Linked DNA regions of Homo sapiens: region 1 is linked to region 2. Evidence: chromatin contacts called from ENCODE Hi-C or POLR2A ChIA-PET data. All regions are on one chromosome and are shown on one strand. The core of a region is the stretch at or near the end of the contact, and the rest is flanking DNA. Distances in the headings are between cores, read along the strand shown.

Region 1 (4,782 bases), core at 2,255-4,754, 1.0 Mb before region 2:
CTACCTCTTGCAGCCGCTTTGCCTCTGAGTGGCAAATAGCAAGTGGCTGAAAATCACAATGAGCCCGTCAGAGAATGGGGATGGGCCACAAGGCCACAGTCGGATGGGTTCTCCATGCCCTCGACTATGCAGCGGGGTCAGGGCATCCCTTCCTCCTGGGGTGCCCACACCATTCCCTTGGAAGTTTAGACAGCAGCCCTTGCCTCGCCAGACGCAGCAACCCCTCCCAGCTACACGTGGAATCTGTGGCCCAGCCTCCCTCAGATGACCCGCATTGCCTGACAGAGACCAGGGGCCCTGAGGGGTGGCTGTCGCTGGCCTGGGACAGGGTCCCTGCAGGTTTTCAGGGTCCTCAGCAGCATTCGCCAGCGTCGGGTCAGACTGAGTCATGGGGCCCGAGCTCTCCACGAGTTGGTTCTCCAGTTGGTTCTCGTTGGGGGTAATGCCCTTCATCGAACCGCTTCATCCCCAGCCTGTATTGTCTCCGTCTCTTCGCAGTTGTCAGAGGGCTCGGCCGCCACCCTGAAACAGCCCAGAGCTCTCTGAAGAGCACGAGCTTTTACGCTTCTCTCCCCAAATCAACTGACTTTTTCATTGCTTCTGTGGAGGCTTTCTGTGGGAGAAAAGCGTGTTTATGGGGCAAGCTCAGAGAGCTCCTGTCCCCGTGGTGGAATTTTTTTAGTGGCTCTGCCCACGTGGTGGTGAGCGCCGGTGAGGATGGGACGCATTTTCTGCTAAAATGGCTGTGCGAGGCTGCCACCTCGTGGCCAGCACAAGGCAGTGAGTGTGTCCCTTGCTGGAGCTTCTGGGTGAAATAAACTCATTTTAAAGGTCTTCAGCAAGGACCTCACTCCCTCACTCTCTCAGTGTGCATATCATTCCAGCTCCAGGGCTTAATGCGTCTGTTGTGGCATCTCTCAAATCTGTACTTTGCTATCTCTTTGACTACAGAGTCACTACCTTCCGATAAGCCCTTCTGCTGTCTCCAGACCGATCCTTCTAAAGCGTAGATGTCATTGTCTTTCTCTCATTAAAGCTCTTTCATGGCTCCTCATTTTCCAGGTTCCAGCTCATGTCTCAGGAGGCCGCTAAGCCCACTCCTCTGCCCCAGCCTGTGTCTGCGCACGTCTCTTCTCCCTTCCTCCTGGTTTCCTCTGGCTGATACCTGCTCACCTGAAAGTCATCTCAGGTGCCACCTCCTCCAGGGATTCCTCGCATTAGATTAGCTTCCTTCTTCCCCATTCCTAGCTGACTTCCTTCATTATGCCTCAGATCCTTTTTTTGGAAGAAAAAGAAAGAAATGGAAGACAGACTGGCCAGCAGGGGGAGAGAGAGGGAGGGAGGGCATATCAGAGAATTCAATATGCTGCGTTTTAACCAGATACTTTTCTTCCTCTCCCACAAGGCATCAGAGTAGAGACTGCCTTTCATCTCTCTCCCCCTTGTGTAATAGCACAGTGTCTGGCAGATAACTGTTGCTTGCTAATTATTAGAAGGAAGAAAGGGAGGGAGAATAAAAGCCAGCATCACCATGTGATCTTCCTAAGTGCGACAGATGTGAGAAAAGAACTACCTTAAGCTCCAGGGGCCCTAGAGGAACGGCGCTGCGTGCTAGTGCAGATGGTAGCAAACGCTCTCACCTGGCTTGGCAACACTTCTTCACCTCTTCTTTCTACCACCACAGCGACTGTCTCCCTCCAGCCCATCCTACTGCCAAATTCATCTTCTATTAAGCATAGCTTCAATCACATCATTTCTTTATCAAAACACTTCTACAGAGGAGTTCCAAATGCTTTAGCCGGGCCGTCCAGGGCCTCCACAGGATGACCCCAGCCCATCTAGTTTTCTACCACTCTTTATGTGTTTCCTAAGTACCATTCATTATTTTAGGACTTGGTATTTGCTGATGAATTTACTTACTTACTTGAGAGTGTGGCAAAAGCACATCCTAAACTTTCAGTTAAAAGGAGTTTGATTGATTGACCTGCTCTGAGTTTAAGGCACGTGCTGGTCACTGTGGGAGCCATTAAAGAAGGTATTGTTCTGTGGCCGCCAGGAACAGATAGCCCAGCTGGGGACAAGACAAAAAAGCAGGGGGCATTAAGGAACAGACAGCAGAAAGGAACATGTCACAAGTGCACAATTAATCGCCAAATATATGGCTCAAGAAGGGGTGGTGATCAAACCAGATAATGTCTGTGAAAGTGCCTCTCTCCTGTCAAACTCCCAATTCCGAGCAGTCCTACAGTCGGCCCCTTCCACAGGGCGTAGCCCTGTCATTCCACCTCAAACGTCGTACACACTCGGCCTGTCCTACAAAGCCCTTCGTGATAAGGCCTGCTTCTCCTTCCCACCTTGTGGGACCCCCGACCCTGGAACCCCGAGCTGCAGAGCTGGAGAGAATGCACTCTGTTGTTTGGTATACGTGTTCCTTGAAACATTCACTCCTCCCCATTTTCCTTCGGTGTTTAACCTGTTCTTCCTTTAAAATTCGGCTTTTCCTTTAAAATCCAGCCTGGAGCTCCCCAATGAAGACTTCTGTGGCGCTGCAGGCAAAACTCACCACCTGCAGAGTCTCTGCTCTCCCTTGTCAAATACGCGTTTGTGACATACATTGGAAGGCATCGGGCACATTTCTGTCATCTGTGTGACTGTGGACCTCTGCCGCAGGGGTCATGTCCTTTCCCTTTACAGTGCTTGATGAGGTACACGTCTTGTCAATGTTTGTCACGGACTGAAACTTAACACATTAGAGAGGACAGCAAAGTCAGTTGACTCTAAATTGTTAAGGCACAAGCTCTGTGAGTTCAGAAGAGACATGTGCCAGAATCGGTCCAGGGAGGTTCTTAGAACCTACCAGTTCTAAGTAGGAGTTCTTAGAACCTACCAGTTCTAAGTAGGAATTCTTAGAACTGGAAGGTCAAAGCTTTGTACATGTGAAATAGATCAAACAATAAAAAGAATTCCATGTAGAATAGCTCAGTGTCTGTGGCTCCTAATGGCTCCCCCATTCTCTGCACCAGCCAGCGGGAGGAGAAAGCCTGCAGAGTGGGGGCAGCGGAGACAGAACATCTTAACCCCAGCAGAGGCTTTATCTAAGGAAGTAGAGCGAATGCCCTGAAGGTGGGTTGGACTTAGGTGGTGGAAAGGTTTCAAATGCACTCTGTTATCTTGCAGGTAGTGGCTGCCATTTATTACTTTAGAAAACCATGGCGACTTCATCAAAGTGGTGTTTTAGAAAGATGATCCAGGGCCGTCTTTTCCCTTTGAGAGTGGGAGGTGCCCTGTGGCCCTACCTTCATTTTCTGTGATGGTATTCCCAGTGGTTTCCTCCCTGTGGCTTTGCGGCTTAGTGGTGAACCAAGAGGCTTAGGATGCAGGTGCAAAGCCCCTCTACTCTTTAATGCCTCACTTCAAGGTGCAGGATCTTTCCCTCTGTAAACAAAGGCTTTCCTTCTGGCACTGCCCTTGACCTGCTCAGAGCTGTTCTCTGATCCTTTGGGTCTCTCTGCCCTCGTGACTGGCAGTGACCTGCTAGGCAGCAACCCCCACGCAGCAGGTGGTCCTCCAGAGCTGAGTCACCACCCCGGGAACCGTGCCCTGGTGAGGCCATCCAAGGTAGACCGGCACAGGGCGGGTGTGAGTGGCCTCTCCACCTGGCCCCTCGGTCTGGGAGGGCTCTTTCAGCTTGACAGAGAGAGCAAAGGAAACTCGGATTTTTGGCAAAGCAGAAAAACATTTTACCTGTGATCACAGTTATGGGCCTTGGTCAGTCATTTGATTTCAGCACACCCAAATTGTCCATTTACAGATACCTTGAGACATGGAAAGGGAGGAAATTTTTTAATGATGTTTTAAGATTCTGTTTGACCTCATGAATTAAGAGCGGTGAGAAGTAATAGAACACGGAGAGATACCTAAGCCATTGATTGATATTGTAGGCAATAAACAAGTGAGATTCAGATTATTTTTAAAAATTTTTTTCATGGGCACTGATGGATGTTTAAAAAATTATGACGTGTTCTGTTCATGACGCGTTCTGTTCATTTCCAGAGAAGAGAAAAATGTGGTTGCTTTTGAAAGGAGGTTTTTTGTTTTGTTTTGTTTTGTTTTTAAACGTCTAGCTTATTCATTACACCAGCGAATAGCAATGACCTCAGTCTAAAAAGCAAGTTAACCATCATCTCTCTCCTTGCCTGGGAAAAGAAGCCTTTATCTAAGTAGCCAAAAGATGGGCAAGGCTGACCACCCAGTCATTTCGGCTGATCAGGATTTTCCAAAAAACAAAAAGCTCTCTGTTTTCACAACTGAGTGACAACTCTTAGGAAATACTACCAGCTTACTCAGTTTGAGTAAGGCCATGGAGAAGTCTGGTGACAGTCAGTTGCCTGGATGCACATGTTACACATGGCTAACGATGCTGTCACCACTGGGAGCTTTCAGAATTGGAGAAAATAACACCGTGTCTCTTGCTTTCTGAACATGGAATTTTTAACTTTTTTTTTTTTTTTTTCTGGAGACAGAGTCTCGCTCTGGCGCCCAGGCTGGAGTGCAGTGGCATGATCTCAGCTCACTACAACCTCCACCTCCCGGGTTCAAACAATTCTCCTGCCTCAGCCTCCCAAGTAGCTGGGATTACAGGTGCCCACCACCACGCCTGGCTAATTTCTGTATTTTTAGTAGAGATGGGGTTTTGCCATGTTGGCCAAGCCGGTGTTGAACCCCTGGCCTCAGGTGATCCACCCACCTCAGCCTCCCAAAGTGCTGGGATTACAGGCATGA
Region 2 (4,591 bases), core at 925-3,424:
CAGAGAGAAAGGAAGAAACAGAAAAGAGGACCCCTTGTTGAGTTTAGATCTCCTGAACACACACAGGATCAGTTCAGAAGTTCCCATGACACAGGGCATTGAGAGTGAGCTCCTTGCCTGGTTCCTCACCCAAGAAGAGACAGGCCCAGGTCCATCTCTCCTGAGTAGGAAAGGCTCAGATTTCTGAAGAGATTTCTACCCGGGCACAGGCTGCCTCAGGTGGGGCCTGGCTGTCTGAGGTTAGATGAAAATCTATCAGATTGTGGACTCCTGCACATAGCTGGCCAATGTCTGTCACTAGTGGAGCTGGCAGCACCCCCCCACCCTTACTCAATTGGAACACCCCTACTCTGGTCACCCTGTGTGCTAGGAACAGAGATCCAAGTTATTACCCTTAAATAATTTATAGTCTGAGATACTGCAAGGGAAGATGAGATTCAGTCTTTAATAAGAATATTTTAAACAATTATACCTACTGAAAAAATAGAATTAATCAGTTTGGTTGTGAACAGTCTACTTTATGTGGGCAGTTGTTCTGAAGATAGACGATCAGAATGACTTAATGTATTCACTTAACTGTTTTCTCACAGGAATTCATAAGCTTATAATGCAATTGCATCAGCCACAGCTGTCTGAACCACCTTAGCCTAGGCTTATTTTATCCCTGGGATGTAGCTGCTGTTTTGGCCTTTGGTGATCTTCACCCGTTTACCGTAGGGTGGATTTACCTTGATTCACAAGTCGTTTGTCTAACCTCTCCTTTTGTCAAGATAATTCTGACAGGTGAAATTTCTGGTGATTGGCCCAAAGTATTTCATCTACCCACAAATTTGATCATTAATATCCTCTCAAATAAAGGGAACAAAGATGGAAAAATAGGTGAAGCTTGGCCTCATTTATTTACATATTGACCCCAATGTCAGAAGTTACTCAGAAGTGTGTGCAACTCTGTATAGACCCCTTCCTGGGACTGGACACAGAGGCTGAAATAAAAACCAGTTTTTCAGCATGACTTAGCACAATGTTATTTATTTTCACTGCCTATTAGCCTATGGGTCATGAGATTTGTTATTCTAGAGCAGTTGAGTATTGGAGTGGAACAAGCAAAAGCAAGGCATATTTTTCTGTTGTAATCTGTACTTTTTATTTTTTAAGATATATAATAATAGTTTTACATTAAGTGTGATTTGGATTCCTTCTCCAGAATTATAAATTACCTAATTCCCTTCTGCTAAAAGACGCAGGACAGAGAAGGGTAAGCATTTTAGCTGGACATTTATTCCTGTTGTACGATCCTCCCCATCCCCTTTAACGAGTGCTAGAACTACGCCAGAGAATAACTGTCCAAAAAACTTAAGGAGTTCTGATTTTAATCTGGTCAAATCACTGAAATATGTTGTTAGAAAATGTCTGGTAGTGGCCGGGCACGGTGGCTCACTCCTGTAATCCCAGCACTTTGGTAGGCTGAGGTGGGTGGATCACGAGGTCAGGAGATCAAGACGATCCTGGCTAACATGGTGAAACCCCATCTCTACTAAAAATACAAAAAAATTAGCTGGGTGTGGTGGTGGGCACCTGTAGTCCCAGCTACTTGAGAGGCTGAGGCAGGAGAATAGCTTGAACCCGTGAGGTGGAGGCTGCAGTGAGCCGAGATCGCCACTGCACTCCAGCCTGAGTGATAGAGTGAGATTCTGTCTCAAAAAAAAAAAAAAAGAAAGAAAAGAAAAAGAAAATGCCTGGTAGTGAATAAAATCTTAAATCATGAAGATTAAAAATAACCTGCTACTTCTACTTATGTTGCCATAAAAGCAGTTTTCAAAATATGTTCTCTTAAAATATCTTGAAAATAGTTCCTGGTCTAATGGAAACAAGTGTTGGGAAAATTCCCTTGTTGCAGACATATTCATTAATGTGATGATAGCATTGCCAAAAGGAAGGAGAACATGCCAGGGCCAACTCAACACAGTCCTGAGAACATTCCTTTTCCGAATTTCTGGCCCGTTCTTTCTCTGTCTCCCCCCTCCTTGTCCAGGAGTTCCATTGTTGGCATCATTATCCAGAATGTAAATGGCTTTGCCAGAAACACTGCCCACAGCTTGTCTAAGAACAAATGTCAAGGAGATATGCTTTTTTCCATGTATTTGCTTTGGATATTTTTCTAACAATTAAGCCTGAGGGCCAGGTGCAGTGGCTCACGCCTGTAATTCCCCACACTTTTGGAGGCTGAGGTGGGTGGATCACTTGAGGTCAGGAGTTCAAGACCAGCCTGGCCAACATGGTGAAACCCTATCTCTACGAAAAAATACAAAAATTAGCTGGTTGTGGTAATCCCAGCTACTTGGGAGGCTGAGGCAGGAGAATCTCTTGAACCCAGGAGGCGGAGGTTGCAGTGAGCAAGGTGCTGCACCACCACACTCCTGCCTGGGTGACGAAGTGACCTTATCTCAAAAAAAAAAAAAAACACCTAGTATTGGAAGAGATCATTTTAGTTTAGAAAGTAGAAAGTTTCTTGATAGAGTTGGTCTGGTTGTGTTCATCCCTCAAAGGCAAGGTTATAAACTGTTTCTGCCTACTTTAGAAGAGTCAGAGGGTTTGTTTTGTGGCTCTTTATGGTATTTTATCATGTTGGTGGTTTTGTATTCTCTAGAAAATTTCTGTACCTAAAAATGCTGCCTTACAGAATTAATTTCCTTTAAGGACTTAACTCTTGGATATTTCCCCATAATTCCTCTGTTCTCAGAGTGCTTGCCATTGTTATTAAATGCTAGATTTTTAGAGCTGATAGGGCCTTCAGAAATAGAGTAAGAGTGGAGATTTGGGAGATCATATAGTTCAACTATTTGTCTTCGTAGGTAAAGAAACAGACCCCACAAGGTGAAGTGACTTGCCCAGGGCCTGCAGTTGATTAGTTGAGGCTAGAACCCATGTCCCTGTTTAGTACTTTGCTTTGTGGTGTGATTCTGCCCTCTGTACTAGTGCTCAGATGGTGTTCTGTACTTAGCAGGGGCACTGGAGACTGAGCTCCAAACCATTTATTACTAAAGCGTATGTTTACCAAGTCCTTTTTGGTTCTGTTATTTATTCCTGTACTCAACTAAGCCAAATCTAGATTTAATTGAAAACTGTATAGACACTGTTAATTCCAAGTGTGCTCTCCAGGTCATGTCCAATGAGGGAGGCACCTTAGTCTTTCAGAGACGTTTTGATAAACATTTAAAGCTTACCATAGTTATTTGCTTGACTTAACACCTTTAAATGCCCCGTGGCCTCAGATCGTTGAAGCATAATGCCCTGTAGGATTCCCATTTTGTTTTGCTTGAGATCTGCCATTCCCCAGCACTCAGGTGCTGTGAGCTGATTGAGCTGTTCCCCAACTAGCCTATTTTAGGACACAAGCCATTTGTTAAGCCAAGTATGTGAATATGTCACTGTTCAGGCACTAGTCTCAGTGGCCCCCCCATCTCCCTTGAATAAAAGCCAGTGTCCTTAAAAGGGCCCCAAATGCTGATCACCTCTGTGACATCACTTCTCATTTTCTGCCCCTTTTTCAAATCCCTTCAGTTTCAGGAAAAAACTTCAGAGCATCAGGCAAGCTCCTAATGTGCTTTGCACTTGGCTGTTCCCTCTATAGTGACCTTCTCCTCTCCTCTTGGTACCAGGTGGCTCCTCTTTCACCTCCTTCAAAGCAAGTCACTTTCTCAGGAAGTCCCTTCCTGACCATCTCATTTAAAATTGCCACCCCGCCCCAACCTTTCCATTTCTGTTTTCCTCCTTTGCTGTGTTTTTCTCCATAATGCTGGTGACCTTCTAATGTAGGACTTATTTTTTCTAAAGACCTTTCCTTACAGGTATTTCCCCTTAAGTCCTGTGTCTTTGAGTATTGGTTTTAGTTTAAATGAAAACTTCCCAGTGCTTCTCATCTGTAGCCAGCATTGGGAACCTTTGCCATAGACGTTGCTTCATTAGGTGTTAGTTTTGAGAGTTCTCACAGAGGCAGGATTTTAAGTATCAAGAACGTATTTTTAATTCTTAATAGTAGCTTCAGGCAATATTTTTCATATAGTAGGACCATTCTCTTGCATTAAACCACATAGTGGCTCAGCATTGTTCCCCACTCATCAGAAAGCTTCCCTGCAGTAGTGATAGCAGCATACTCCTATATATAACTGATCTTGAGGACCACGTACCTTATAACCTGAGGTTCCTCTGATTTTAGGGGGAGGGTAATGAATTTGTATTATTTGAACAAGAGTGTTAAGATACGAGATTTCAAATAAAATGGTTGGTTTTACTGGCTTTTTCTTAAAATAGTTCAGCACTAGTTAATGCTTGTGTAATTCAGTCTATTTTAGAATGTTTGATACTATGTATAACTTTTTTTGGAAACGGAGTCTAGCTCTGGCTTCCAGGCTGGAGTGCAGTGGCATGATCTCGGCTCACTGCAGCCACCTCCCAGGTTCAAGCAATTCTCCTGCCTCAGCCTCCTGAGTAGCTGGGACTACAGGTGGGCGCCACATGCCCGGCTAATTTTTGTATTTTCGTTACAGATGGGGTTTCACCATGTTGGCCAGGCTGGTCTCAAACTCCTGAC

What was found. A loop is a pair of places that touch in the nucleus more often than their neighbours do. ChIA-PET counts read pairs that join two places held with the same protein, here RNA polymerase II (POLR2A). Pooled maps may share reads with other maps.
Region 1: a loop to region 2 is called in a map of ascending aorta, with 3 times the contacts of the local background. The contact joins two enhancer-like sites. A Hi-C loop is called at or near these places in 1 of 168 maps with a recorded cell type or tissue (ascending aorta) and 2 of 50 pooled maps. POLR2A ChIA-PET finds 5 or more read pairs at or near these places in 1 of 52 experiments (activated CD4-positive, alpha-beta T cell).

Annotation. Positions count from the first base shown.
Region 1 is chr7:130,893,118-130,897,899 of GRCh38, reverse strand. The region is part of intron 6 of LINC-PINT (long intergenic non-protein coding RNA, p53 induced transcript); the gene reads left to right. Among named protein-coding and RNA genes, the nearest start is that of LINC00513, 18 kb to the left of the region's middle. Within about 2 kb of position 3,504, at least 31 of the 41 ENCODE cell types and tissues checked have a DNase peak (open chromatin) inside an H3K27ac peak, as active enhancers do; they include ascending aorta, where a contact is called at or near this core.
Region 2 is chr7:129,861,679-129,866,269 of GRCh38, reverse strand. The region is part of intron 3 of UBE2H (ubiquitin conjugating enzyme E2 H); the gene reads left to right. Among named protein-coding and RNA genes, the nearest start is that of MIR183, 89 kb to the right of the region's middle. Within about 2 kb of position 2,174, at least 10 of the 41 ENCODE cell types and tissues checked have a DNase peak (open chromatin) inside an H3K27ac peak, as active enhancers do; they include ascending aorta, where a contact is called at or near this core.